Regions from separate parts of the Homo sapiens genome. Here region 2 is linked to region 1. A link is an interaction called in ENCODE POLR2A ChIA-PET data of the cell type or tissue named here. Cell type or tissue: Panc1. All regions are shown on one strand. Links, peaks and the distances in the headings refer to the core of each region. The heading gives the core; the rest is flanking DNA.

Region 1 (15,359 bases), core at 6,079-14,078:
TAAACTTGGCTTTAGGCTGTAGGGCTGGAGGAAATGGAGGTCAGGCTCTCTGTTCTGGTTTCTGTCTCATGCTCACCCTGTGGCCCTGAACCCTGAGCTTCCACGGCTTTGATAGCCCAGAGATTCTCCTCTCCCTCCTCCCTAGCTTCCCCAGCTGATGAAGGGTCGGGGGCTCCCTGTTTCTAGCCCTGCCCTGCTCCCTGCTTTCTTTGCTGGCTCCAGGGCCTGGCTGTCTCTGCAGCTGTAGGACTGACCGTCCCCACCTCCATGGCAGCCTCCTACCAGACCTTAGGACGGAGCTTCATGATCTGGTGGTCACCTGCCCCTCCCTGTCCTCCTCCTCTTCCCCAAACTTTGTTGATGCCTCACCTTGGCTTTGACTCCATTCTCACAGCATATTGTTTTTGGCAACCGTTATTGACATACAATTCACATACCATGCCACCTGCCTCTTTAAAGCACACAGGTCAGTCATTTTTAACATGTTCACAGAGTTGTACAGTCACCACCAGTCAATTTTAGGACATTTTCATCACCTCAGAAAGAAACCCTGTATCCTTTAGCCATGATGCCCAGTTCCCAACCCCCAAGCTCTAAGCAACCACTTACTTCCTGTCTCTATTTGCCTATTTAAATTAAAAAAAAAATACTTTTAATGCCATCTTTGTAGGGTTTCAGGAGGGAAGGGAAAGAAACTCGTGAATTCACTCAGCCTTGTTTCATGGGCAGTCCTTGCCATGTATAAAATATTAAAATTCAAAAACCATCTGCCTGTTTCTATTTCTACCTTCATAGTATTGACCCATGGCCGAGATGGGACCTTTCCTCTGGGTCTCTTTCTTTTCCTTCTTATGCCCTTGTTTAATGTCTCTGTTTGACCTGAACTTCTCTTTTCTGGAGCTGGGCGTTGTGAAGCCCACATCAGTGGCCTTCGTCTCCTCTTGGCTTCTAGCACTTTTCTTTTTTTCTTTTTTAGAGATGGAGTCTAGCTATGTTGGCCAGGTTGGTCCTGAACGGCTGACCTCAGTCCTCCCGCCTCAGCCTTCCAAAGTGGGATTACAGGCGTGAGCCACTGCGCTCGGCCTCTGGCAGTTTTCAAGTGTCTGTAGAGCCATTGTGCAGAGGAGTCGCCTTGGGGAGCTGAGTCCACGCCCCTCCGATATCTTCTTGGTTCAGAAGTAGAGGCTGTGGGCTGTGTGAAAATACATAGGACTTTTAGGCGCTTAATATATTTTACTATGATGCATTTGCTCTTTAGCCAGCACCTGCTCTTTGGAGAGCACTGGTGTGGGTAATTTTGCAAAGTGGAATCTGGAACTTTAAACCAGTGAGGGAGAGAAGACAAATACACAAGCAGACAACAGTACCTATTACAAGTGACGATGAGTCCACCTGCAGGGGTGGAGTCACCAGTTAGCATGGCCTAAGGATTGCCCTGAATGGGTACTGGCCTCTTATCATCCTGGCTGCTTCTGGAGAACCCTGTCCCCATCTCCTCTGGAGCTCCAGGATTTCTCTGTTGGCTTCGCACCCCACCCTGCTCTCACAGCCTGCCTGGCTAGTGCTGACTTGCTGGTCGCCTGGCCAGTGGGTGCCCACTGGCTTCCCTCCCTGAGGCTGCCTCCCTTCCAGAGAACTGGACAGCTAGGAGTAGACACCTTAACAGCATGGTGAGGACTTCTTAGCCCACTTCCTCTTTGTCTTCTCTCTAACAGCGGTTTCTCCATGCCTGTTCTCCTCCAGCTTCTCTTAGAGTGTTTGTTTCGGGGCATGGGTACCACTGCTATGGTTTGGGGTTCCTGGCCCATGTCACATTGTGGCTGCGCATCCCAGTGCTCTGCTCTCTGTGGGGCCTGGTCTGTGAGCCCGGCCCTGTGCAGCGGTGTTGTCTGTGTCAGCATGGTGTGGAGGTGTGGGGTGGGCAGGGTTAGACGGGGGCGGTTAAGATCATAGCCCATCTTTGGTTAGTGCTTGATGGGGAAGACACAAGTCTCAAAGTCAAAAGCAAGAGTCACAGGGGACCCAGAAATGCTGAGATGTTTTGTGGATTGATGAAATTTTGTTGCCCTTTTTTTGAGATAGGGTCTCCCTCTGTTGCCCCAGACTGGCGTGCAGTGGCGTGATCATTTTGCTGCCTTTTAAGAGAAACCTGTGTATTCTTTTTCGTTTCTGACTCCAGGTGACCCTTCTCCTTCTTTTTTTTTTTTTTGAGATGGAGTTTTGCTCTTGTTGCCCAGGCTGGAGTGCAATGGTGTGATCTCGACTCACTGCAGCCTCCACCTCCCGGGTTCAAGCGATTCTCCTGCCTCAGCCTCTCGAGTAGCTGGGATTACAGTCATGTGCCACCACACCCAGCTAATTTTGTATTTTTAGTAGAGACAGGGTTTCTCCATGTTGGTCAGGGTGGTCTCGAACTCCCAACCTCAGGTGATCCACCTGCCTCGGCTTCCCAAAGTGCTGGGATTATAGGGGTGAGCCACCACACCTGGCCCCAGGTGATCCTTCTAGTGGCCGATACCTAGAGTAGGACTGGAGGCACATCCACATTAGGAGAAAGGCTGTGCTTTTGAAAGTGAATGAAATGCAGTAGGGAACCGGTGCCAGCACTCTGCGAAGTACCCAAGAATCCCCTCGTTTTTCTTTTTCCTCTGATCATACCATCATCACCTCACAACTTCTTCACTTTCTCTTCTCAAGAATATTAATTTAGTTTTTCCCATTTAATTTTTAGAAAAAATAAAGGAAGAAAATAGCCTTTTAATGTCTGTGTGCTTGGCACTTTCCATGTTACTTGTTTCCATTTGTAGAATAACCCTGTGATACGGCTGTTAACTATTAGTTCCCCTTTTGGAAGATGAGGAAATTGAGGCTCTTCCTTCAGTAGAACCTGAAGAATGAGTTCTTCATACTTGGCTAATGGAGATAAGTGTGTGTTGGGGGAGGCATTCCAGGTCAGAGGCTATCCAGAAGGGCAAACTAAGAAGGAAAGCTGGGCCTGCGAAAAACACACGCGGAACCGCAGCAGCTCATGGTTGGGGGCAGATTGTATTGGGAATTTGGTGTGAGGCCAAGAAGTTTGGACTTAATTTGGAAGGTGATTCCAGGATTTTTAATAGGAGGAGTGATAGCTATAATTAAAAGGAATTTTAGAAAAATTTATCTGGAAATTCTGAACAAGAGGCTGGAGACAGGGAGAACAGAGCATTGGTCTCGGTGTGAGGTGAGATGGTCAAAATAGAGGACCGACAGCGATTATAAAGAGAATGAGGGCGCATCTGCAAAATAGCGCCAGGGAAGTGGGCAGGGCCCAGGGAGAAGAATTGGAGGTGAAATTCTTAGTTTGAGAAAATAATGGTATTGAAAGAGAGGAGTCTGATATTGAGTAAGAGATGACGAAGTTAGTTTAAGAAAGCTGAAATGGTTGTGGGATATCTGATTGTACATACCCGCAAGGCACTTGAACTAGATATCTCAAGAAAAACAAAAACCAGATTTGAACCTCTCTGAAGTGAAGTGACTGTGGTTTGATGTGGGGGTGTTTAGTGAATACAGTTTTAAAAAATCAGAAGTCTGAAGTTTAAACCGTGGACAATGTGTGCATTTATAGATTGCCCTTTAGAGATTTAAGAAATTTAAGAAAATTTCAGCATACATTGGGAACAGTTGAACTAATTTTTTAAAACTTCCCCTGCATGCTCTCCCTTAGTAATAATAGGTGGCCTTTTTGCTTTTATCGTTCAATATGTTCTTCATATAAAAATTAAATGCAGCTGGCCATGGTGGTTCATGCCTGTAATCACGGCACTTTGGGAGGCCGAGGCAGGCGAATTGCTTCAGCTCAGGGGTTTGGGACCAGCCTGGGCAACATAGTGAGACCTTGTATCTACAAAAAATATAAAAATTAGTCAGGTGTGGTGGTGTGCACCTGTAGTCCCAGCTACTTGGGAGTCTGAGGTGAGAGGAATGGTTTGAGCCTGGGAGGGGGAGGCTGCAGTGAGCCGAGATCACGCCACTGCATGCCAGCCTAGGCAACCTAGTGAGACCTTGTCTCAAAAAAAAAAAAAATAATGTATATGGTTAAGATGGTAAATTTTATGTTTTGTGTGTTTTACCATGATTAAAAAAAGCTAAATGTACACCTGGCTATATTTTAAAGGGAAACGGTAGTTCCTATTTATCGGTGTTAATTTTTAGAATTGAAACCCCAGTTATATTGCTGTTGTGGAAGGAAAGGCTGGCATTGTTAGACGATACCTGAAGGATGGAGAGAGAGAGAGAAATAATTTCTTTCCTTGTGATCCCTATAACCAAATTCTTAGGAGGGACCTATTGTTTTTTAATAAGCTGTTATTTCATATATTAAGTGATCAGTGATCCAGTTGTTGTGTTGCGTACCATTGGCCAAAAAGATAAACCAAATAAATCATTTATCATCTCCGGCCACAGACTGGGGCTGGCTGTAGTCGTGGAAGATAATCTGAATGATTTTGTGTGCAGAAATCATAGAGAATGCAAACTTTTGAAATTCTATTTCTTTCTTTTTTTTTTTTTTTTGGTTGAGACTGGGTCTCACTCTTGTCACCCAGGCTGGAGTGTAGTGGCACGATCTTCGCTCACTGCAACCTCCGACTCCAGAGTTCTAGCAGTTCTCGTGCCTCAGCCTCCCGAGTAGCTGAGACTACAGGTGCGTGACACCATGGCCGGCCAATTTTTGTATTTTTAGTATAGACAGGGTTTCACCATGTTGGCCAGTGTGGTCTTGAACTCCTGGCCTCAAGTGGTCTACCTGCCTCGGCCTCTGGAAGTGCTGGGACTACAGGTGTGAGCTGCCAAACCCGGCCTGAAAATTGTGTTTCTAATAACCTATGGTTTAAAAGTTGCTACATCATTTTGATTAGTCGCTGACCTTGAGGCAGTTTACTGGTGAGAGGAGAAAATGGAAAGCCAATATCCAGAGCTGTTAAACACTGTACGAATTACTTCTTTTTTTAGGTTGCTTTTCGCCAATATTCTTTGGAAGTAAAAGGATTATAGTATACAACGTCTCATCCCGGCTCTCCCCTGCATTTTCACATTCCCAGGTTCTCCATTTTTTTTTCTTTCTTTTTTTTTTTTTTTAAGACAAGGTCTGGCTCTGTTGCCCAGGCTGAAGTGCAATGGCACAAACATACTCACTGCAGCCTCTGCCTCCAGGGCTCAAGCTATCCTTCCACTCCAGCATCTGGAGTAGCTGGGACTATAGGTGTGCTCCACCACGCCCATCTAAATTTTGTATTTTTTGTAGAGATGGAGTTTTGCCATGTTGTCCAGGCTGGTCTCAAACTTGTGAGCTCTTGGCCTCCCAACATGCTGGGATTATAGGTGTGAGCCACCATGCTTGGCCGGTTCTCTTTAACTATTCACTATTTCTATCTTACTTTAAAAGCAACCAACCACCAACAACTAAAGTCTGTGCCTTATTTGGATTTCCTTAGTTTTTACCTATTGTCCTTTTTCTGTTCCAGGAGTCCGTCTAGGATATCACATTACATTTAGTCTTCAGACTTTACTTGGCCATGACCATTTCTCAGACTTCCCTTGTTTTCGATGACCTTGACAGTTGTAAGGAATACTGGTCAGGGATGTTGTAGGAGGTCCCACCATTGGGATTTGTCTGATGTGTCTCCTGTGGTCAGGCTGGGGTAGTGTGTCTCTGGGAAGAAGGTCTCGGAGGCAGTGTGCCATTCTCATCACAGCCCGGGGACATACTGTCCGTGTAACTTACCACAGTTGATGCTGACCTTGACCACCTGGCTGAGGTTGTGTTCATCAGGTTTCTTTCTCCGTGGTAAAGTTGCTTTTTTCTCCCCTTTCCGTACTGTCCTCGGAAGAAAGTCATTGAAGGGGCAGGGAGTTCTTCACTGCATAAGGGTGGGGCATCTACATAAATTACTTTGGAACTTCTGCACAGGGGATGGTTTGCATATCCTGTTTAGTTATTCCATCATTTATATCAGTATGCATTCATGGATATTTATTTAATATTTTGGGTTGTAACACAACACTACTTTATTTTGTTGCTCGGATTGTTCCAGTTTTCCATGGGCTTCTATGTCCCTTTGACACGCCCCATCAGTGTAGTTTTTTTGTTTTTTTTGGAGGCAGGGGGACATTCAGCTCTTTCTTACCTTCTGACACTATAAGATTCATTGGTAGGTGCATTTCCTGCCCATTCCTAGATCGGTCATTTCTCCGAGGAGCCCTGGCTTCGTTCAGTGGAGAATGGTGTGGGAAATGCAGCTCCGGGCAGGTTGTCTTCCTCACTTTTGGTTGTTGTCAGGCACCTGCACCGGTGCTGGGTTCACCTTCTCCCATGACCTCACTTTCTTCTTTTTCCTATCTAATTTTGCCATAGATTGCCCAGCTCTGATTTTTACAGCTGTCAGATTTTTAGAAGACCAAGCTAATACAAAATTATTATTACTTGAAAGAGAAATTGGCTGCTTCTTTATGTGATCTGAATTCCAGTATTAATACTATGTAGGAATCTGGCTGTAAAGATTGAATTTGGATTGATAGTGTTTTTGGACTGTGATTTGTCTTTTATTACAGCATCCAGGAACTTTACAGATTTATGAACCATAGTGAAATAGTTAAAAACTTATTAATGTTAAATTTTAACAAAGACCCAAATGTCAGAGTTTTGCATTTCTGTATAATTCTTGGGGTTCCCTTGAGAAAACTCACTTGCGAGGTTCCTGAGGACCTGGAAAAGATGGCTCACAGGTCTCACCTCCTCCTCCACCTATCTACAGAGGAGACAGCCTCATGTTTTGCAGGGTGCAGAGAAGCAGGGGTCCTTTCAGATATGACCATTAAGGCTGCTGCTGCTGCTTATGAGTTTTTTGTTTGTTTGTTTTTTTAAAGACGGAGTCTCGCTCTGTTGCCCAGGCTAGGGTGCAGTGGCATGATCTCGGCTCACTGCAACCTCCGCCTCCTGGGCTCAAGCGATTCTCTTGCCTGAGCCTCCTGAGTAGCTGGGATTACAGACGCGTGCCACCACGCCTGGCTAATTTTTGTATTTTTAGTAGAGATGGGGTTTTACCATGTCAGCCAGGCTGGTCTTGAACTCCTGACCTCGTGATCCCCCCTGCCCACCTTGGCCTCCCAAAGTGCTGGGATTAGAGGTGTGAGCCACTGCACCCAGCCGAGAAGTTTTTTGTTTTTTTTTTGAGATGGAGTTTCACTCTTGTTGCCCCAGGCTGGAGTGCAGTGGTGCGATCCCGGCGGAGAAGTTTTATACCCAGTGAAGTGTTGTGTCTGTGTATATTCATAATTTTGTGGTCATTTGGGGGTTGCAAAGATCAGGAGGGTTCAGGAGAGGATGGTCAGGTAGCTGTGCTTCCGGTCAGCATGTCTTCCGTCTGCCTCCCAGGTCCTGACGTGGTAGATTTCTCATTTGTGCCTCATCCTCTAATTCTGATCTCTCCCAAGGCTCACTCCCAGCCAGTGAGTTCTGTTTTTGACAAGGTGAGCCCCTGAGCTTCCCACAAGACTTCTAGCACCAGTCCTTCCCCATAAAGATGATGCCCACTTACCTTCTTTCCTTCTTTTGCTGAAAGCCGCAGTCTGACTAGGAAGGTTAATAAATGAGATGACCACAGACTGTTTTCCTGAATGTGATACTGGCCAAATAGGTCTCCTGCCTGGTTGTAGGTCTCTTTTCTGTGATTCTTAAATGAAAAGGGTAGGAGTATTCTTTGACATTCTCTAACCACTGGTCACTCATTGTTTGAATGTTATGCTGTTTTGTGCTGTGTGTTTAATTATGACAAGGCTCCCTCTAAATATCAGTAGCCCCTTTCCATATCCCTGGGGTTGAGTGTATGCTGTTATCCTCATTTTTTAGGTGGAAAATTTTTGGACACAAGCCAGGAACAAAGGGAATGCTGGTGCTGGAATGGAATCATGTTGCCACGGGTGTTGTGCTCTCCCACTTATTGTTTGTGTGTTGTGTAGCTGGGATGTTAAATGCTCTTTTTCTTCATGAAAGTTTGTCCATAGACAATTTATTTCAGGGAACTGTATGGATAGGCTTTGTATGTCCTTGCTTATTAATAAATGACGAGAGTGTAGATCGGTAAGTTGTTTCATAGAGCTGAAGAAAGAAATAAACAGGAAATTCATCAGCTCCCTGCATCCATTCATTCATCATTCATTGATTTATAACTAGCAAAAACATAAGAGAAAAAAATAAACATTCAAATAATAGGAAAAGTGAAATACAGTAAGGCATCTTTTTGTTGCCTTTGATATTAGCTAATAATGACATTAGCTTATGAAGTTGAGGGACAAGATGCAGTAAAAGTAACTCTAATGCATAATTTGCAACAATAAAAGTTTCTGCAGCCTTTTGGGAAATCATTTTGGCATTTGTATTCATGGATCAGAAAAAATGACCTGCAGTTAGATCAAAATTTGGTGACTACTGACATCCGTGTTTTTGGAGATTTGTAATACTCATTAGCATAATAGTGGCTCTTGCCTGAAAGAAATCTGTTTAACTTCAGAAAATCCAGCATTTGCTATGTGCATTTCAGTCTTGTCTTTGTGAAAGACCTAATAACATCCTACAGAACTAGTATCTGTGTTTTATGGTTTGTGAAATGCTGCCTGAAGATGTTTTTTTTGGAGATGGAGTTTCGCTCTTGTCCCCCAGGCTGGAGTGCAGTGGTGCGATCTCGGCTCACTGCAACCTCTGCCTCCTGGGTTCAAGCAATTCTCCTGCATCAGCCTCCTGAGTAGCTGGGATTACAGGCATGCACTACCACGCCTGGCTAATTTTGTATTTTTAGTAGAGACAGGGTTTCTCCATGTTGGTCAGGCTGGTCTCAAACTCCCAACCTCAGGTGATCCGCCCACCTCAGCCTCCCAAAGTGTTGGGATTATAGGCGTGAGCCACCGCGCCCAGCCTGCCTGAAGATTTTTAATGTTTTCCTAGAGCAGGTGAAGGTCATTGACAAAACATAGGATTTAGAGGAACATGTTGGGAGGGAATATGAGGGCTTTAGTTTTAAGTTTGACCTCGTGTAGGGAGAGCCAAGCAGAATATCATCCCAGCAATGGAAAGACGACTCTTAAGGCAGAATTAGGACTAAAGATAGAAACCCGTTTGTTCTGACTGTTGTGACCATGGGAGTTGCTGAGGTTGCCTTTCAACAAAGGTAGATAACAAAAGAGAATCTGAAGGGACTCATGAAAGGAGAGAAGAGGAAGAGCCAGTGAGTCAGGAAAAGCCAGGTGAGCTTGAGGCAGTGCTGTGGGGTCCACGAGAGGAAAGGATGACCAGAAAATGAAATTCTGCAGAGGTCACAGGCAACATGAAAGATGATTAGCAGCAAAAACAGGCACGCGGGAACACGGATTGGGAATGGATCGTTGCTGGAGTGTTTTCTGGCTGTGAGACTACACTATTCAGCGACGGCATGCACTTTCATTTGGACCCAGGAGGAAGGGCCACTCAGGGAGGCGCTATGGCCACCTCAGGTCACTAGCTAATAGTAGTAAATAGGGCAGCAAGGATTTCATCTCCAAAGCTGTCTCCTTTGTATTATGTCACATAGCCTGGGTTTTCCCTTTTTAACTTTTAGGTTGAAATAATTTTAACTTAAAGTTTTGGCTGGGTACAGTGGCTCACATGTTTGTAATCCCTGTGTTTTGGGAGGCCAAGGTGGAAGGATCACTGGAGCCCAGGAGTAACCAGCCTAGACAACATAGCAAGACCCTGTCTCTACAAAAAAAAGAAAAAATAAATGTTGCAAAAATAGGACAGAGAATTTCTGTGTACTCATTTACCCAACTTTACTTAAAGGTCACATCTTGTAATTCTAACACACTTGTGAAAACTAAAAAATTATCATTCGTACAATACTACTAACTAGATTTCAGCAGTTTTTTACTAGAGGATGGTGTTTGTGCACGGTCCTTTTTCATTAGCCTTACAATGTACAGTCATAATTTTGTTTTCTGAGTTGTTTAGGTTAGTTTTTTGTTCCCTGAACCCTTCAGTGTAGTCATGTTATTCATTTGTATGAATGACCAAAATTACAGTTGGTCTTAATTTTGGACGCCCCCTCCCATTCCTGGTTTTTATTTTTAAATTTAATATTTACACACAGTGAAATTCTCTAGTTTATTTTTTTTTTGAGAAAGAGTCTCGCTTCATCACTCAGGCTGGAGTACAGTGGCGTGATCTCAGCTCAGTGCAACCTCTGCCTTCCAGGTTCAAACGATTTTGCCGCTTCAGCCTCCCGAGTAGCTGGGATTACAGGCATGCACCACCAAGCCCAGCTAATTTTTGTATTTGTAGTAGAGAGAGAGAGAGGGGGTTTCATCATGTTGGCCAGGCTGGTCTCAAACTCCTGGTCTCAAGTGATCCACCCGCCTCAGCCTCCCAAAGTGCTGGGATTACGAGCATGAGCCGCCGCACCTGGCCTGAAATTCTCAAGGGTTTGACAGATGCACAGAAACATGTCTCCACTACCACATTTGTGATACAGAACTATTCCATGAGCCCTAAAATTCTCTCCTTCAGCCTGGTTTGTTTTTTTTTTTTAAGAGACAGGGTCTTACTCTGTTGCCTAAGCTAGATTGCAGTGGCGTGATTGTAGCTCACTGTAGCCTCGACTTACTGGGCTCAACCAATCATCCTGCCTTGGCCTCCCAAAGTGTTGGAATCACAGTCATGAGCTACCACGCCCAGCCCTGCCTGGATTTCAATGGTGGTTTTGAGAGAGTGGATTGTCAGAGTGCTGGGGAGATACTGGGAGGAGCAGGATATGTCCCAGTACTGGAGAACTTGAGCCATGAAGGCTGCGTGGCAAGAGGACAGAGCACCAAGGGTTCCAGGGTAAGGCTGGAGGAGATCTCTCTATGCCACTAGGCAAATGGGATAGGAATTACCCAAAATAGAAGGGACAGACCAAGCTCACTGTGGAGGATCGGCTTGGCAAAGCCAGCATGAAGGTACAGGCAAGATTTGAAGGAATGAAGCTGTGGGAGACCTCTTGACTGGTGACTATGATTTTTTAAGTTAACCTCAGAAAGAAAAGGGGGGATGGAGTTTAGAAGAGGGAGAGATTAGTAACATCTGCAGGCCACAGCCTTAGGCCAGGCAGGGTTGCTCAAGCCTTTAATCCCAGCACTTGGGAGGGGAGGCTGGAGGATCACTCGAGGCCAGTTTGAGACCAGTCTGGGTGAGAGCAAGACCCCATTTCTACAGCAAATAAGAATTAGCTGAGTGTGGCGGTGCTTGTAAGGATCACTTGAGCCCAGAAGTTCGAGGCTGCAGTGAGCTATGATCATGGCACTGCACTCCAGCCTGGACAGCAGAGCCAGGTCCTGTGTCAAAGGAAAGAAAAGAAGCAGCCCTTGTCTCTTGGCAGGATGGGAGTTAATAAGGAAAAACAAAATTGCAGTGCTAAATGACGCTGAGGACCTGCTGTGGAGGGCTACAGGCACGCCCTCAATTTCCCTGGAGCTTCTCTCCTGGAAAAAGCAAAGGAGCTCTCACTGTAGCTGAGCTTTCGTTTTGACCCAGAAGAGTTTGGAGTTGGGGAGTGAGCTTTCTTAGAGAGCTGTGATGTGAGAAGTAGGCCGAGTGGGGGAGGTTGAGCTTTCAGAGAAGGCTGAGGTTTGTAGGGACAGGGACTTTCCCTTAGTTGCTCCTGATGTGCGAGGTGGGGAATGGATGGGGGCGGGGAGCCTACTTTTATAACCTTGAGGGAGGAGTGTGGAATAACTGCAGCAAAGGGCTGGGGCTGGCTTCACTCCTCTATTTCCCAAGGTCGTGACCTGGTTCGTGGCATTAGTATGTGACTCCTGTGTTGATATTTCCAGAAGCAGTTTGAATTTCAGATCAGGAAATCTGTTATATTTCAGATCAGGAATATCAAGTGTTAGCTGAAGAAGAAAACATACTACCTTGAGCAAAGTATTTGTATATCCATGATTGGTATCATCAGGTTTAAGGAAACCAGTAAATAACTATTTTGGATAGTAGCAACTATATTTGCTAATTTCTTGTTAACTCATACAGAATTAACAAAACATACATTTGTTCTTTGACTGTGCGTATAAACTGTATTTGTACGCTATGTGTTACCCTGGTGTAGGCTGCTTAGAAAATGAAGCTCTTGTGCTGAGAGGGGGCAGAGTGTGATCAGGGTGCCCAGCAGTGCTGACAGGTCAGAGGGTCCAGGCGACTTGTTGGTGTCCCATTGTGTCAGCTTTCTTCCCTGTGGCCGGGGAGGAACCTTTAGACCTGCAAGGTGCTCTGGGCTGGCTGTCTCGACTTAATCAGGGTCTGATTAGTGTGAAGGCTAAAGGTAAAATGAAACTTTTCTGTGGCATTTGTCACTGGCATGGGACCTTCAGATGGCAAGTAATTAAGAGATTCCATAGCTTTTTTCATAACTGCTTATTTTTCTTTTCCACATTTTTTCATGTGTGTGTCTGCGTGTATGCTATTTTTTTGAAATCTGAGAATCTGCCATTTTTGGGGCCCAGTCTCTCCCACCCCTGCCTGCACTTCCTAGAGAGAGGCAGTGAACCATGGCAGCTGCTCCAGAGGCGCGGCTGATCAAATTTTTTAAAAAAACTTGGCCCCCAAACTGACCCATGTCCCCAGCTGGTTTAGGAAGAGTGAAGAAGCATGAGGTCGACCTGCGTAGCTGAACCGATTTGGTGTTTGGAATGGAAATGCAGTGAGAAAATAGGTTTCCCTGATATGCAGTCGAGATTGAAGTGGGATAAAAGCGGCAGAAGATCAGTTGGAAGAGAAGAGAGAAGGTTTTTTTTCTTTTCTTTGGTGGAAGAGATACAATGTGCAGAGCCTTGGAAATTCTAAAGATGTAAGAGATTGGTGATGGAGGCAGAGCTAAGGTTTGCATAATGATAATGGGAAGAGCAAGAATTTGAATGTAGGCAGCCAAGAGAAGTCAATCCCTGTGTTTCTTGAAGATGTATAAAAACTGGGGATGCTAGCTAGATTCATTTTCTAAGAGGAGGAAATTAAATTTGAAACATTACGTAATATAAACATAAGTTATAAGAACATTTTATATTTGAAGGAAAGATAGGAAAGATGAAAACATGCTAGATCCATTCATTTATTGAATTATTTTTTTGGGGCCAGGCACAGTGGCTCACACCTGTAATCCTGGCACTTTGGGAGGCTGAGGCAGGAGGATTGTTTGAGCTCAGGAGTTCGAGACCAGCTTGGACAACATAGTGAGACCCCATCCTAAAAGAAAGGGAAAGGAAAAAATATATATATATAAAAGAATTATTTTTTTAAAAATTCAGCGGAATAAAAAAGATACAATGAAGGGTCTCAGTGGCCAGATAGTGCTAGAAAATAAGACTGGGAATCCCAAAGCAGACCTTGTATTATTACAGTTGTTTTATGGGAAGCCTTTATAATACTGCCAAGATGGTCAGTAGACTTTGATTTGTTTTTCTCTAAGTAGGACTGTTATGATTTAGAGGGTATTGATTTTCATTAAGGGAAATGTTAGTTTCTGTATTAAATAGGGAACCAGCGTTTTCACAGGTCAGAGGAGGCAGACCTTGGCTGGATTTAGGCGTGCATCTTTCTGTTTCAGGATTAAAGTTGGGATTTAATGGTTAGGCTGTGCCTATGCCTTTAATACTGACATTCTCTAATTGGAAATTGGGAAACCAACAATTTTTTTATTGCAAAGGAAGAAGAATTTTGTTACAAAGTATGAGAAGTATGATTAAGGGGTGAATAGGTTTTTCTTACGTTTTTCTTTTGACTTCATAACTTTTGACTTCTGCCAACAAAGATGAAATAGCTTTTCATAATTCTCAGAGGCTTTGAGTAGGAAAGGAAATGTTTTGTCTCTGTGTCATACGAGAAAATAAAGTGATCATGTGACAGACCTGAGTTCTTTCAATTTCCTTTTTTGTAAACAGGTCTGATTCCCTCAGATATTGTTGATGTCTTTGGGTGAAAGAACATTATACATTAAGCACAAATGCTATTAGTGAATTATAGGTCATTTATATAGGGTTTACTTTTAAATTAAAAGACCATTGGCCAGGCGTGGTGGCTCACATCTGTAATCCCAGCACTCTGGGAGGCCGCGGCGGGCGGATCACGAGGTCAGGAGCTTGAGACCAGCCTGGCCAACATGGTGAAACCCCGTCTCTACTAAAAATACAAAAATTAGCCAGATGTGGTGGCAGGTGCCTGTAATCCCGGCTACTCGGGAGGCTGAGGCAGGAGAATTGCTTGAACCCAGGAGGCGGAGGTTGCAGTGAGCCGAGATCACACTGCTGTACTCCAGCCTGGGTGACAGAGCAAGACTCCGTCTCGGAAAAAATAAATAAATAAAATAAAAGACTATTATTGCCTTTGAAGGGAGATGTATTTTATAGGGCATAAGTGAAAGACATTGTTAAAATAACTAAAGCTAATTCTGTTTGAAAATCAAACTGTTGAGGGAAAGGGAAGCTAAAATGAGATCGTTCTATTTTATCTTTTAAAAGAGAGGACTGAGATTTATTTTTGTAATGTTTTTAAGCAAAAGAATCTATTTTTAAGACAGTAGTACTTAGGAATTGGGGTGGAAAGCGAAGAAAACTTTCAGACATAAACATTCCTCTTTGTATTCAGTATAACTGAGAAATGAAGTGGGAGTTATACATTTTTTTCCCCTCCAAGTGGAATGGAACACTTGCTCTTGCCTTCCAGAATGTGGGAAGGGAAAGGGTAATAGGACAATGTGATTGTGGGTATGAAAAACATTCCTATAAACCAAAAAAGAAGTGTGAAGTTACAGAGTGGTATCCATTCCATTAGTTATACAACCCCAGAGAGGGGAGTCCAGGCACCACAGTGATCTCGGGTTTCAGACGACACGATGCGCTTTCGGTTGGCCACTGCACTCAGAAATGCCCATTATGCATTTTCAGCTTCTAGTCGGCCTTCCTGCAGGTGAACTAGGATGACTGACTCACTTTTTAAAACTACCATCAGTTCACTCTGACCTCTTACCACGTCCCACTGCTTCACGCTGGACTCCCCCACGTCCCCCATGAGAAGAGTATAAACCTTAGGTGGAGTAGAGGGATGGGGACAGGGTGAGGCTGGATCACTGTGGAGAAAGAGTTGCTTCTCAACCCCTTGAGGGGTTTGCAGGCATGGGAGTTCCTCTCTGGGGCCTTCTAGATCCTAACTCTGCTTTAGCTGGGCAGGTAGGAAAAGATGGGGTGATGTGGAGGTCAACAAGTTTAGCATTAACTCAGTGATTCAGTACGGCTGCTGTGCATGCGTTTATAAATCAGGAGGTTCC
Region 2 (15,359 bases), core at 3,228-11,227, 140 kb before region 1:
AGGCTGAGGCAGGAGAACTGCTTGAACCTGGGAGGCGGAGGTTACAACCAGCAGAGATCGCACCACTGTACTCCAGCCTGGGCGACAGAGCAAGACTCCATCTTAAAAAAAAAAAAAAAGAGAGAGAGAGAGAGAGAGGAAACTCGGCCAAGGTCAGACAGCTAGCAAATAGTAGAGCTGGGAAAGGACTCCGGCTGTGTGGCTCCAGAGCGCAAGGCCTCTGGTCTCGACAGGAAGATGACAGACATAAGAGACCATAATGCTGGGGGTTAAAAGGTGGAAGAGAAGCAGGAACCAGATCTGAAGTCCTTTGTATTTCATGCTGAGTTTTGTAATGACCCTCTTGGCAATTGGCAGACTTTGAAGGAGGTCAGGCCAGGGCATGACAGAATCAGATTAATGTTCTGGAAAGATCTGTCTGGCTGCAGAGTCAGACGGGAATGAATGGTCTGGAGGCGGGAGGGCCCTTCAGAGCCTCTTGCAACAAAGAGGGACTGATAGTGGGCAGGCGCCTACACCTCTGCTTTGGAAAGGAAATGGGGCAGGTGGCAATGTCGGAAAAGGAGCCCAGGACGGCACAGCCTGCAGGAGCCGCAGCCGCCCCATGGGGACAGTTCGAGCTCACCCGGTCCCTAGGCAAGAGAGCACAGTCCTGGCCACCTAGCCCAGAGGGCATGATGGGCCCAGCGAGAAACCCTGGGGCCCCCGCGCGGGGACTGCTCGAAGTCCGCCCGGGGGCCTTGGGAGCTGGGTGCACCCCTTAGAGGAGCCCGGCTTCGTGGGCCCCAGCCTGGCCTTGGGTCTCCCTTCGCCTTCTGAGCTCGGGGCCGGCCGGGAGCTGGGTACCCAGCAGAGGGCAGCACAGGCTTGCGTTCGTCCCGGTCTGAGCGCCGTCTGCACCTGCCCGGGGCCCTGCAGCTGCGCAGCGCACGGAGCAGTGGTGCGCTCTCACCCACCCGCGAGCTCCCACGCACATCCAGGTCCTCCCCGTCCAGCTCGTGGCTCAATACAATACCTAGAAGGCCTGGGGGCCCTCAGGAAGACCGAGGGACAGCAGCCAGCGCGGCTGGGATGACAGCCAGACTCGGGCATGCATCAACAGGCCAGGACAAGTGGCCGGCTCCCTCCTCTCCCATGCCCATGCCTGTGATGCTGCCAAAGGGCAGAGAAATATCAAAAAGCTCCACCGAATCTCCTGGGAGGGAGGCCCCTGCCTTGAGAACAGTCAACCAGATACCCATCTGGGGCCCCTGGGGCAGGGGGCAGGGCACGGAAGCAAAAGCGTTTAGATTCTAGCGGAGTTTTGAAAACTACCCACCCAGCAGGGAAAAACAAAAAGGACTGAAATCCTGGCAGGGAGCTTCCCTGACTCTGGCCTCTCCAAACTGGATGTCAAATCATGAATAGAGGTCCCTAGGTCCCTCCTACTCTAGTTTTTTGTTTTTATAATTGCGGCTTTTTTAACTATTATTTTTAATTCTTGTAAAACATAACATTTGCCATGTTAACCATTTTTAAGTATACAGTTCTATTTTGCATTGTTCCCACTCTCGATTTTTACTGGGATTTCTCACGTACAGAATGAGACACTGAGAAACACTATAAGGAAAAGACAGACCTGGAGACTGAGGAAAGTACATTGGGAATTCTAAGGTGGGCGTGAGAGGTTTTGCAGCCGCTGTGCCTTACGAACTTTCCAGGGCACCTCTGTCCTGAGGGCTTCCACTCTGTACATCCGTCATGCCACCCTCCACGCCCTCCCCATACACAGCCCAGACAGAACCCATGGCTCATCTGGGAGTGGTCAGTGAGCACCCCAAAGGGATCCCTGCCCATATTCAGAAACGGGAACAAGGCTATTTGAAAACTTTGCAATGTTATGGCAGAAATAATCTTTGCAGGATGTAAATGAAAAGTTCCAAGCAATTACGACAAATTTTTGAGCAATTAATGCACTGGGTCTTTAGCCTTCAATGAGCTGGAAAGCTGAGCAAGACAGAACTTGAACCCCTAATAATTATAACAGCTAATACTTACAGAGCGCTATGAGCCTGGCACAGTGCTAACCATTTTACTCATTCAGGTCTTTGCAGTGGAAATGCTGCTATTATCCCTGTTTTACAGAGGAGAAAATCAAAGCCCTGAGGGCTAGCTGGCTTGCTCAAGGTCACAGGGGAAGTAAATGGTGGGGCCTGGATTTGGACCCAGGCAGACTGGCTCCAATAACATGGCTTATGATGGCACCCTTGCCTGATGCTGTGCTGGGAGCTGTATAGACTGAGCCAGTTCCCACTCTGGGAGGCTCAGAAGCTTGTGGAAGGGTGAGTCTGCTAATTTTTTTCTTGGTTTTGGTTTGAGATGGGGTCTCACACTGTCACCCAGGCTGGAGCACAGTGGTGCAATCATGGCTCACTGCAGCCTCAAACTCCCAGGGTCAAGCCATCCTCCCACCTCAGCCTCCAGAGTAGCTGGGACTACAGGTGCATGCCACCATGCTCTAGCTAATTTTAACATTTTTTGTAGAGACAGGGTTTTGCCATGTTGCCCAGGCTGGTCTCAAAATCCTGGCTTCAAGCAATCCTCCTGCCTCGACCTCCCAAAGTGCTAGGATTACAGGTGGGAGTCACTGCACCTAGCCCAGTCCGTCAACTTTGAATAATGTCAGAGTCACTGGTCTTGGGGACCTAGAATTGCCCTAAATCTCTCCATTTTGACAGTAAAATTTCACATGAATACTTTAACAAGGCTTATCAATGCAACCACAGGCTGTCTACGTGCATTCACCAACAATCCTCTTTCCACCAGTCCTTCTGTTTCAGCCTTAGTACACACACACAAAAAATTTAATGTTGCCAAAGGACTTGAGAAAATCCAGAATGTTTTCATACACACATGTCTTGGGATGTGCTGCCTATGGAAGACCTTCCTTTGCCTGTCCCTTCTCCTTCATCCTTGACTTTGCTGTCCAGCTCTTTAAGGGACTTGAGCCTGAGAGCACATGGCCAGAGAGAGGACAGCCCAGGGAGGTGGTGTTATCTCTTGATAACACCAGAAGAGCAGAGAGCAAAAGTAGAACCGGAAGTGTGGTCTGGTTTTCCTTTTTCCTGTACTTGGATTTTAAAGAAGCATATGAGCTCTTATATTTCAAGCTAGTGGTAGGTAGAAAAGAAAAAGTTTTGAAAACAATGTTATTTCAGGTGCACCCAGCAGCTGTGCACACCATGACTTTAACCTCTCCTTTCTTTCACTCCATAGCTGACCTTCTCCCTCAACCTATACCTACTGCATTTTCACTGGGGAAGCAGCGTGAGAAGGAAACAAGTAGCCATGCTAATTGGTGACAACCCACTTCTATTTATTTATCATCACTTAGCTATACTTATCAGAGAACAAAAAATATAGTCTTTCATGCCCAGCACTGGATCAATTTGCAGCTGAGGCATTTATGCTTATACACTTTCCTTTTTCCCTTTGTTATCTGTTCATTATTTTCATTTGTATATACAAGTTGGTGATATTTGATTGCACTTTGAGGCCGAAGCATTTCAACAGATGTTGGATAATAAGGAAGAAAGAACACAGAGGCCGCCCTGCCTGCTGCTCAGGTGGGCTGTGTTTGTATCTGGTTCTTTCAGGATCTGTTTCATTTTTCAGAATATTGTCAAGGTTCACATGGCCCAGTGCAGCTGCATTTGGTGGCTTTTAGAAGTTTCGCAGTCCCAGCCGGGTGCGGTGGCTCACACCTGTAATCCCAGCACTTTGGGAGGCTGAGGTGGGCAGATCACTGGAGGTCAGGAGTTCTGACTGACATGGTGAAACCCCCTCTCTACTAAAAATACAAAAAATTAGCCAGGCATGGTGGCGTGCACCTGTAATCCTAGCTACTCAGGAGGCTGAGGCACAAAGAATCACTTGAACCCAGGAAGTGGAGGTTGCAGTGAGCCGAGATTGCACCACTGCATTCCAACCTGGGTGACAGAGTGAGACTTGATCTCAAAAAAAAAAATGCAATCCCTTTTTTCAGGGAGTAGGCCAGTGAGGAATCTTATCCCAGCACTCATCAGTTAAAACCAACTATTTTTGGCTTTCTCAGCAATGGGTCAGATTTTGCAGAGGGAATAGGATATGAATTCTGTGTTTGGGGGGGTGTCACTCTTCTGGGGGTTTTCTCCTCGCATCCTATTGGATCAACGTCAATGTCCATTTCCATTCCCTCAGACCCGGTTTTTCTACGTTGGCATGACTGGCATCCGGAGGCCCGATAATTTCTTGTTGCTGGGAGCTCTCCTGAGAATCGCGGGATATTTTAGCAGTATCCCTGGCCTCTGCCCCCTAGCTGCTAGTAACACCAACTTCCACCCCTCACCTCCAGTTGTGACAGCCAAAAATATCTCCAGACATTGCCAAACGCTCCCTGGGGGAACACAATTGCCCCTGTTTGAGAATCACTAAGGTAATGGGTAGAAGCCAGGGATTCTGCAAAGCATCCTCCAATACACAGGACAGCCCCCCATAACACAGAGCATCAACCCAAAACGACAATAACTCTGAGGTTGAGAAACCTTGCCCTGTTTAACTTGGCAGAAGTCGAGTTTTTTGGATTTTGCAACCTAACAGATTCCTAATACATCCCTCAATAAGATTTTTTTGCCCTGATACAATCAAGGAGATTGAAAGAATTCTGTTAAAGATAAACACTTTGAAGAGGGAACATGTGCTTATCCTAAACCTGGGGCCATCTGACACTTTGTAGAGATGTAGCAAACCCCTTCGAAGGGAAAGGGGAACTGACCAGTGGGATGCTGAGGTTGTGATAGGCGATGTGACAATCTCAGTGGTGACCCAAGAGGCCACCTTTCCCCTTCCACGGTTTCTGTAAAGAGTCTCCCACTGGGGACTTCACAGCCACAATATTAGGAGAGGGGGCAGCAATAAATCCAACAATTCATGCTGTGAGGAGGAAGAGTCCAGCTGCTCAGTGTCCTTGGGTCAGATCTGGTTCTAGAATCTACCACAAGAGCTAACAACAGGACAGAAGATTTGCAATCAGCACCATCTCAGAGGTTCTGGGACACGTGGATGCCACCTCCTCTCTCAGAAGGGAGAGACTCCACTCCTTTCCAGTGGTGCCGATTCTGGGATGTTGGAAACTCGGAGGCATTCTGAAGCAGCTGCCTCTGCTGAGAATTTTTTTTTTTTTTTTTTTTTTTTTTTTTTTTTTTGAGATGGAGTCTCGCTCTGTCGCCAGGCTGGAGTGCAGTGGCGCCATCTTGGCTCACTGCAAGCTCCGACTCCCTGGTTCAAGCGATTCTCCTGCCTCAGCCTCCCGAGTAGCTAGGATTATAGGCATGTGCCACCACACCCAGCTAATTTTTGTATTTTTAGTAGAGATGAGGTTTCACCACATTGGCCAGGACAGTCTCGATCTCCTGACCTTGTGATCCACCCACCTCAGCCTCCCACAGTGCTGGGATTACAGGCATGAGCCACTGCGCCCGGCCCAAGAACTCTTATCTTGTCCTTGTTCTCACCTTACAAAACCCACTATTCTGCTATTTCCCAGTGGGTTACAAGACAGAATAAGAACACTTAAGATAGTGATACCAATGCTGGAGGTTTCGGTCAATCTCTCAAAATCAAGAGGATGATCAAAAGTGGGGAACTGTTAAATCAAGTTTAGCCTAAATCTGCCTCCTTACATATTTAAGTTCAGCCTACAGGTTTCTCTGTACATAATGAACTATAACCTAAATGGAGGTGTCAACAGACTGTAGCCTACTCTTGTGCCAACCACCTAGTTTCGGTCAAAGGGGGCTAACTGTTCAAACTACTCAAATAAGGTAAACACGAGCTGTAACCAATCCGGATGTTTCTTACCTCACTTCCATCTCACTTCCATCTCCTGTAAGTCCATTTCCATTTTCTGTCTATAAATCTTCTACCACACAGCTGCGCTGAAGTCTCTCTAAACCTACTCTAGCTCAAGAGGCTGCCCGATTTGTGAATTGTTCCTTGCTCAATTAAACTCTGTTACATTAAAAATAAAAAGGCTGGGCGCAGTGGCTCATGCCTGTAATCCCAGCACTTTGGGAGGCCAAGGTGGGCTGATCACCTGAGGTCAGGAGTTCAAGACCAGCCTGGCCAACATGGTGAAACCCCATCTCCACTAAACAGAATACAAAAATTAGCCAGGCGTGGTGGTGGGTACTGTAATCCCAGCTACTCAGGAGGCTGAGGCAGGAGAATCGCTTGAACCTGGGAGGCAGAGGTTGCAGTGAGCCAAGATCCCACGATTACACTCCAGCCTGGGTGACAGAGCAAGACTCCATCTCAAAAAAAAAAAAACAAAAAAAAAAACTGATTTACTTGAGAAGCAGGAGAGACTTCCACTTGGTGTATGCAGCTCCCAGCAGGATTGCTCTTACTAAACCAACACGAGAAACAGTTTCACCAGAGGCAGCCAAAAAGAACTAATTCGATGCACTTTGGTTGTTTTGAAATCCATTTTCCATTCTCAGTGATTGCCATAGCCAAGGGTAGCTCCCAGTGGCCCTGCATGGCCCACCCAGTTGGTAGCTGAATGGATTTCAAAGGGCTTCCGCTGCTTTCTAGAGAAAGAAACCTGTGCGGCTCCCAGGCCTCAAACTGTCCATAGCTCAGGAAAGTCCTGGGAATGCCCTCCTCGCCCCCAAGGTGGGGAACACATCAAGATACACAGCTCCCATTCGCACATGCAAACTCCCATGGCTGAAAGAGTCCTTAGTCCTTGGCCTTATAGGGATTGATGTTATGGAAGGATTCCATATTACAGAGAATTTCCTCTGCTTGATGTCGTTCAGTCTCCTTGCTTCAATTTCCCAGGGACAGAGGTTGAAAACAGCCCCCAAATATGTCCACATTCTGATCCTCAGAACCTGTGAATGTTACCTTATATGGCAAAAGGGATTTCTGCAGCTGATTAATCTTAAGATGGGGAAATTGTCCTGGATCATCTGGATAGGCCAATGGCATCACAAGCATCCTTATAGCAGGAATGTGGGAAGAACCAGACACAAAGAAGGCAGCCGGGCACGGTGACTCATGCCTGTAATCCCAGCACTTTGGGAGGCCAAGCCGAGCAGATCACTTGAGGCCGGAAGTTCAAAACCAGCCTGGGCAACATGGTGAAACCCCATCTCTACTAAAAATACAAAAATTAACTGGGCGTGGTGGTGGGCGGCTATAGGCCCAGCTACTCAGGAGGCTGAGGCAGAAGAATCACTTGAACCCGGGAGGTGGAGGGTGCAGTGAGCCGAGATCGCGCCACTGCACTCCAGCCTGGCAACAGAGTGAGACTGTCTCAAAAAAAAAAAAAAAAGAAAGAAGGCAGGCCAGGTGCGGCGGCTCACACCTGTAATCCCAGCACTTTGGGAGGCTGAGGCAGGCAGATCACGAGGTCAGGAGATCGAGACCATCCTGGCTAACACAGTGAAACACTGTCTCTACTAAAAATACAAAAAATTAGCCAGGTGTGGTGGCACGTGCCTGTAATCCCAGCTACTTGGGAGGCTGAGACACAAGAATCACTTGAACTCGGGAGGCAGAGGTTGCAGTGAGCCGAGATCAGGTCACTGCACTCCAGCCTGGGCGACACAGCAAGACTCCATCTCATAACAAAAAAAAAAAAAAGGCAATGTGACGGCAGAGGAGAGACTGCAGTGATGCTCTTTGAAGACGGAGGAAGAGACCATGAGCTGAGGAACCCAGGCAGCTAATGAAAGCTGGAAGCTGCCAAGAAGCGTCTCCCCTCAGAGCCTGCAGAAAAAAACAGCCCTGCCAATACCTTGACTTTAGCCCAGTGAAACTGACTTCAGATTTCTGTTCTCCAGAACTATCTAAGAATTTTTTTTTTTGAGACAGAGTCTTGCTCTGTCGCCCAGGCTGGAGTGCAATGGTGTGATCTCGGCTCACTGCAACCTCTGCCTCCCGGGTTCAAGTGATTCTCTTGCCTCAACCTCCCAAGTAGCTGGGATTACAGGTGCGTACCACTACACCCAGCTAATTTTTGTATTTTTAGAAGAGACAAGGTTTCATCAGGTTAGCCAGGCTGGTCTCAAACTTCTGACCTCAGATGATCCACCCACCTCGGCCTCCTGAAGTGCTGGGATTATAGGCCTGAACCACCGTGCCTGGCGGCTGCAGTCTTTTCTATGCACAGCTCTTGCTGCTTCCTGACATGAGACCTTCTCAGCACTTTCTGCCCTTTCCTGAGAAACTTTTTCCCCTCAACAATGAAATATGTATACTGAATACCCACTCCATGCCAGGCACTGTGCTAGCTGGTAGGGGACTAAGATGAATAACTTCAGGAAGCTGAACAGGACACATACCCCTTTTGGGGTTTAAATGTTTATATGGTTTGGATGTGTCCGCTCAAAATCTCATGTTGAAATGTGATCCCCAATGTGGTAGGTGGGGCCTAGTGGGAAGTGTTTGGGTGATGGGGGCGGATCCCTTATGAATGGCTTGGTGTTGTCCTCACAGGAATGAGCAAGTTCTCACTCTATGAGTTCACATGAGATCTGATTGTTTGAAAGAGGCTGGCACCTCCTCCTCCTCTTGCCATGTGACAGACTGGCTTCCTTTGGCCTTCCGCCATGATAAGCTTCCTGAGGACTCCCCAGAAGCAAATGTCAGCCCTATACTATCTGTACAGCCTGCAGAACTGTGAGCCAAATAAACTTCTTTTCTTTAAACAATCTAGCCTCAGGTATTTCTTCATAGCAACACAAAAAGACTAACACAAATATATAACTTATGTAATTTTTGGCCAGGTACGGTGGCTCACACCTGTAATCCTAGCACTTTGGGAGGCTGAGGCAGGCAGATCACTTAAGGTCAGGAGTTCAAAACCAGTCTGGCCAACATGGTAAAACCCTGTCTCTACTAAAAATACAAAAAAATTAGCCAGGCATGTAATCCCAGCTACTTGGGAAGCTGAGACAAGAGAATTGCTTCATCCCGGAAGGCGGAGGGTGCAGTGAGCCAAGATCACACCACTGCACTCCAGCCTGGGCAACAGAACGAGACTTTCTAAAAAAAAAAAAAAAACACAAAAAACAACAACAACAACAACAACACTTACATAATTTCTCTTTCTTTCCTATAGCAGATGTTGGTACTCTGCCCATATCTTGCAGGGCTCACCACTTCAATGTGCTCTTCCAAATGCCAATATCTGCATCTGTTTCCTAAGGGTTTTCTCCAGAGGTGGTTCTGCCTATGTACCCAGCAGCCTGGAGGTACCCAGGGATTCACACCAACTCCCGCCTCTTCAACCAGTGACTGATATGAGTTAGAGCATAAATCCATCAGCTCCTTCATCTCTTAGGTGGGATCACTGTTTTTGATACAGGGTCTCCCTCTGTCCCCCAGTCCAGAGCGCAGTGGTGCAATCACGGTTCACTGCAGCCTCAACCTCCTGTGCTCAAGCAATTTTCTTGCCTCAGCCTCCCGAGTAGCTGAAACTACAGGTGTGCCACCTCACCTGGCTAATTTTTAATTTTTTGTAGAGACGGAGCTCACTATGTTGCCCAGGTGGTCTCAAATTCCTGGCCTCAGGTGATCCTCTCACCTCAGCCTTCTAAAGTGCTGGGATTACAAGTGTGAACCACCTCACCTGGCTTATTTTCATGTAATCATCAGCTTGAACCTCAATTGAAATAATCAATTCTATCAAATTAGAAACGTGCAGGTTTACAGAGCACCCACTTGGGCCCTAGCTCAGCTCTGAGCAGCCTATTTTCGACTCTAAGAGCTGCAGGTGAAGATGAACTTCCCAGAAGCGTCCTTCTGGCTGGGGTTGGGGCTGTCCTGGAGCTGTGAGGGGCCATGCTGTCTTCAAAGACAGGCTGGAGGAGAGACCAGCAGACATCACCTTAGTCATATGGCTAAAGTAACATCACCAGTAATGAGACATGTCAACATCACATGCCCCTGATGTGGCCTGCTAAAGAGAGCACAACCTCACTTCTGAGATATTCTTGCAAAAAGGCATAACCTCCATCTAATCATGTGAAAACATCAAACTCAAACTGAAAGACGGTCTGCAGAATAAGTGTCAGGGGTCAAGGTCAGGAAAGAGAGGAACTGTCACAGGTAGGAGGAGGCTAAGCAGACAAGACAAGCGACTACACGCGCCATGTGTAGTTGAGATCTGGGAACACAAAAGGGACATTCATGGAAAGACTGGTAAAACCCGAATAAAGTCTGCAGTTTAGTAAAGAGGGCTGTCCTGATGTTAAGATGCTAACTTTAGGGGAATTTAGGTGGAGGGTAGATGGGAACTCTTTTGTAAGCTTTAAATCATCTTAAGATAAAAAGGCTTTTTAAAAAAAGCTTCAGCTGGGGTCCGGGCATGGTGGCTCGTGCCTGTAATCCCAGCACTTTGGGAAGCTGAGGCAGATGGATCACCTGAGGTCAGGAGTTCGAGACCAGCCTGACCAACTTAGTGAAACCCCATCCCTACTAAAAGTACAAAATTAGCCAGGCATGGTGGCACATGCCTGTAATCCCAGCTACTCAGGAGGCTGAGGGCAGGAGAATTGCTTGAACCCAGGAGGTGGAGGTTGCAGTGAGCCAAGATCAAGCCATCACGCTCCAGCGTGGGCAACAAGAGTGAAACTCTATCTCAAAAAAAAGAAAAAAATAAAAGGAAAAAAAAAAGCTTCAGCTGGGCACAGTGGCTCATGCCTGTAATCCCAACACTCTGGGAGGCTGAGGTGGGAGGATCACTTGAGCCCAGGAGTTTGAGACCAACCTGGGCAACATAGTGAGACCCTGTTTCTAAATTTAAAAAAAATAATAATTAATTAGCTGGACGTGGTGACACGCACCTCTGGTCCCAGCTACTCCAGAGGCTAAGGCAGGAAGATCGCTTGAGCCCATGAGTTCAAGGCTGCAGTAAGCCATGATCACGCCACTACACTCCAGCAGTGGCAACTGAGGGAGACCCTGCCTCCAAAGGAAAAAAAAAGCTTAAAGACAGGTAAAAGGAGACAAAGAACAAGCTGGAATTAGACTCTGTGGCAAGGAATGTGGCCTTAAGCTCTACTCCTAACAGTCACATGCATAGATGATAGACTTACTCTAAACTTTTTCACTCTTCTTTTTTTGCCTTTCTTCTGGACACTTAGAAATGTCTCCAACAGGCCAGGCACAGTGGCTCACACCTGTAATCCCAGCACTTTGGGAGGCCGAGGCGGATGGATCACGAGGTCAAGAGATCGAGACCATCCTGGCCAACAAGGTGAAACCCTGTCTCTACTAAAAATACAAAAAATTAGCCAGGCATGGTAGCGGGTGCCTGTAGTCCCAGCTACTAGGGAGGCTGAGGCAGAAGAATGGTGTGAACCCGGGAGGCTGAGCTTGCAGTAAGCCGAGATTGCGCCACTGCACTCCAGCCTGGGCAACAGAGTGAGACTCCATCTCAAAAAAAAAAAAAAAAAAAAAAAAAAAGAAATGTCTCCAACAGAAAGTGCTTAGAGTTCTGACCCAGGAGAAATAAGAGGTAAACAGCCTAGTTTCCAGCTTCACAGGCAGCTTAGGGGGAAGCAACTCAGCTTCAGAGAGCTGCACTTAACTCTTCACCACCACGACTGACACAGGCACAAGAACCCACCTGCCTCTCCAAGGCCCTGAAAGCCCACCCGATGTCGCTTTCCACACTCCTATCCTACATCCTCCTCTAATCCTCACATTGACTTGATTTCACCTATATTCAAATACTGGGGAGGAAAAGAAGGGACGATGTGAGCCCTCCAGTCCTCCCTGTCACCCTGCTCGTGGACTAATCCTGAGTCATTTTTCACAACTGTATTCCTTGCCGGTGTTGAGGCAAATAAGTCCGCCTTTACCTAGAACATACAGTTCAATACCAAATTGTTTACAACAGTTTTATTGCTCCAGACTTTGAGGGAGGCTTTGAAGAACTGCCTGTACCTTGTCCTAACTCTATTACTCAGATTAATGGTCGGCCAGCGTTCCCTTTCTGGTCAGTCACTTCCAGGGGATTTTGCAAAGACTCATGGGTTAGTATTTGGAAAGAACTTAAACTTCCTCATAAATAAAAATTCTTATAGCTGAAAATTCTGATGCCTTATAATGAGTCCTTATAAAATTCCAAGGCACTTGAAAATGTACATTGCTCCCAAGCATCGTTATTACTTATATGCATAAGCAGCTACCATTAGGAACACATATGATGTGATAGGCAGTGAGTTATGCTCAGTATGTGCGTTAGTCCGTTCTCACACTGCTATGAAGAACTACCTGACACTGGGTAATTTATGAACAAAAGAGGTTTAATAGACTTACAGTTCCACAGGCTGTACAGGAAGCATGGCTGAGAGGCCTCAGGAAACTTACAATTATGGCAGAAGGCGAAGGAGACGCAAGCACGCCCTCACAATGGCGGAGCAGTAGAAAGAAGAAAGGGAGAGGTGCCACACCCTTTTAAACCGTCAGATCTCGTGAGAATTCACTCACTATCACGAGAACAGCAAGGGGGAAATCCGTTCTCATGATCCAATCGCCTCCCACCAGGCCCCTCCTCCAACTCAACATGAGATTTGGGTGGAGACACAAATCTAAACCATATCCTTATGCATAGGATCTCATTCAGCTGAACCCTGTTGCTGCATCGATGTAGGGAGATAAAGATCACCTGTGCCCTGGACTTCCTGAGTCACTGGTTGAAAAAGAAAGCAGGCGAGGCACAGTGGCCCACACCCATAATCCCAGCACTTTGGGAGGCCAAGGCAGGAGGATTGCTTGAACCCAGAAGTTCGAGACCAGCCTGGGCAGTATAAGGAGACCTCCCTCCAACCCCAGTCTCTACAAAACTTTTTTTGTTTTTTTTGAGACAGAGTCTTGCTCTGTTGCCCAGGCTGGGGTGCAGTGGCACGATCTTGGCTCACTGCAACCTCCACCTCCCAGGTTCAAGCAATTATCCTCCCTCAGCCTCCTAAGTAGCTGGGATTACAGATATGTGCCACCATGCCCGGCTAATTTTTTGTATTTTTAGTAGAGAAGGGGTTTCACCATGTTGGCCAGCCTAGTCTCGAACTCCTGACCTCAGGCAATCCAACTGCCTCAGCCTCCCAAAGTGCTGGGATTACAGGTGTGAGCCACCGCGCCCGGCCTCTACAAAACATTTAAAAATTAGCCAGATGTGGTGGCTCACACCTGTAGTCCTAGCTCTGAGGCAACAGGATCACTTGGGCACAAAAGGTCAAGGCTGCAGTGAGCCATGATTGTGCCACTGCACTCCAGCCTGGGTGACAGAGAGAGAGCCTGTCTCAAAAAAAGAAAAAGCAAGGAGCACACTTGTTTTTGCACCTTCTGGGAGGACTGAGGCCACCAGCAGTGGATGGAGCGGACAGAACTCCCAGGCACTGTGCCTGGCCCAGGGCAGGAACTCAAAATGCAAATGGATGGCATTTCTTTTAATTATCGCAAAGTGAAATGAGCCGTTACTGGAGATACCAAGCATGGGTCAGGGAAGCAGAAATTGATATTGATAATGCAGGGTTCTCTGCTCTTCCGTCGTTGTAGCTAAAACATGCACAGTATTGACAGAGGCTGGAATCAGCTCCTGAAATCAAGCCCTTTCTTTGGCTATTCTCTGCCTCCTCAAGTCCACAGCTTCTTTCCGAAAGAAGCCCAGTTGTCTGGGTTTGAAGGCCCTGAGCACCAGGAGCGCGTTTGGGAGATGTTATCGGAGTGCTCTCTGTCTCACCCAGAGTTTCCCGGGAACACTGTCGAACACTCCTCAGAAGTACATTTATGGTTTGGCTCATTTTCAGAGAAAAGGACATGAGGGAGCAGAGTCAAAGAGTCAAAAGAGCAGACTTTCGACTGTGGGAACCAGAGTCACTAAGTACAGAGTAACACAACTTGTGTTACTGATGCTCGAGACTCAGCGGGGCCTTTGCACGTGAATAGCCACCAGGTGGCAGTGTTATTCTCTCGAAAGGCTAAAGGCTGTGTGTGGCATGTGCCTGTGTGTGTGTATGCCTTGGTGGTGGTGTGTGTATAATGTGCAGTGTAGTGTGTGTGGTGTGTATGTGCGTGGTGTGTGATTATGTGCATGATGTGTGCGTGTGATGTTGTATGTGTGTGGCATGGGGTAAGGGGTGTGTATATGGTGTGTGTGATTCAGTGTGCGTGTGTGAGGTGGTGTGCATGGTATATGGTGTGGCATGTGGCCTCTTGTGTGCACAACCCTGTGTCGAAGCTGGGAGACAGCTTCCTTCTCATCCACCCACTACCACTCAGCCCAACAACCAGCTCACTCTCCTTCACCCTCTGCCACTCACGCACACACCCTCCTCTTGCCACCATCCCTCTTCTCCATTTCTAGCCAAAAATTAGCAGGGAGGAGCCAGAAAGCCCAACAGAGACCGTGAAACAAATATCAAATTAAAAGTATTTTACTGGCTGGGCACAGTGGCTCCCTCCTGTAATCCCAGCACTTTGGGAGGCCGAGGCCGGTGGATCACTTGAGTCCAGGAGTTCGAGACCAGCCTGGGCAACATGGCAAAACCTCATCTCTACAAAAAAAATATTTAAAAAATTAGCCAGGTATGGTGGCATGCACCTGTGGTCCCAGCTATATGGGAGGCTGAGGTGGAAAAATCACTTGAGCCCAGGAGGTCAAGGCTGCAGTGAGCCAAGGTCACACCACTGTACTCCAGCCTGGGCAACAGAGTGAGACCTTGCCTTAAAAAAAAAAAAAAGAAACACACCTTGGGAAGGACAATGGGACCTCAGTTATCCTCTCCTTGTTGCCCCATTCTCTCTCCCACTTGTTCTCGCCCCGACACCCGAGTTGCTCTTCCTAGGAGCCCACTCCCTCTGACTCCCCAAGCCCAGCTAGGCAGCGGTTAATGCTTTCCAGAAAGAGGTCCCCAAATTTCCTTCATTGGCATGTGCGTTTGGAAAGAGGACCCTAGACAGAGCAAAGACCTCAGAAGAAGCATCCTCCGACACTGGCACTTCAGGCCCAGTTCATGTTAGACTACCTGGATCTAGAGGACACTTCATGGGGAAGCTTCCCATTGCCCTGAGATCACAGCAGTGCAGGAAAGCCCACCTCCTCTGTGTTTGTGGAAAGCTGGGTCCTGGGTATTGTTCCTCTATGTGGGTGATGCATTCAATAATGAAAAGGGCCATCATGAAATGGGTGACTGAGTCTCCCCAGTGTGTATTTAAGAGCATTGCAGGCCGGGCACGCAGCTCACCACAGAGGCCGAGGCTGGGTGGATGGCTTGAGCCCAGGAGTTCGAGACCAGCCTGGGCAACATGGCAAAATCCTGTCT

The links. Peaks named below come from ENCODE experiments on the same cell type or tissue, not always from the same donor. Only the 100,000 strongest peaks of a DNase experiment are listed, where the experiment ranks them.
Region 2: POLR2A ChIA-PET joins it to region 1 with 7 read pairs; 3 of 35 experiments call an interaction of 5 or more read pairs at or near these places.

The regions. Positions count from the first base shown.
Region 1 is chr18:58,900,301-58,915,659 of GRCh38, forward strand. The region is part of intron 2 of ZNF532 (zinc finger protein 532); the gene reads left to right. Among named protein-coding and RNA genes, the nearest start is that of ZNF532, 43 kb to the left of the region's middle. RefSeq lists an enhancer at 15,234-15,359. In Panc1, for the core only: no CTCF peak of the experiment used is centred there; no DNase peak of the experiment used is centred there; H3K27ac peaks cover 2,454 bases.
Region 2 is chr18:58,767,753-58,783,111 of GRCh38, forward strand. LOC105372146 (a long non-coding RNA gene) reads right to left here and starts at 12,466. Exons shown (of 4, transcript XR_935537.3): 1 at 12,406-12,466. RefSeq lists a silencer at 790-939 and enhancers at 1,020-1,169, 7,207-7,708, 14,298-15,060, 15,061-15,359. In Panc1, for the core only: no CTCF peak of the experiment used is centred there; no DNase peak of the experiment used is centred there; H3K27ac peaks cover 328 bases.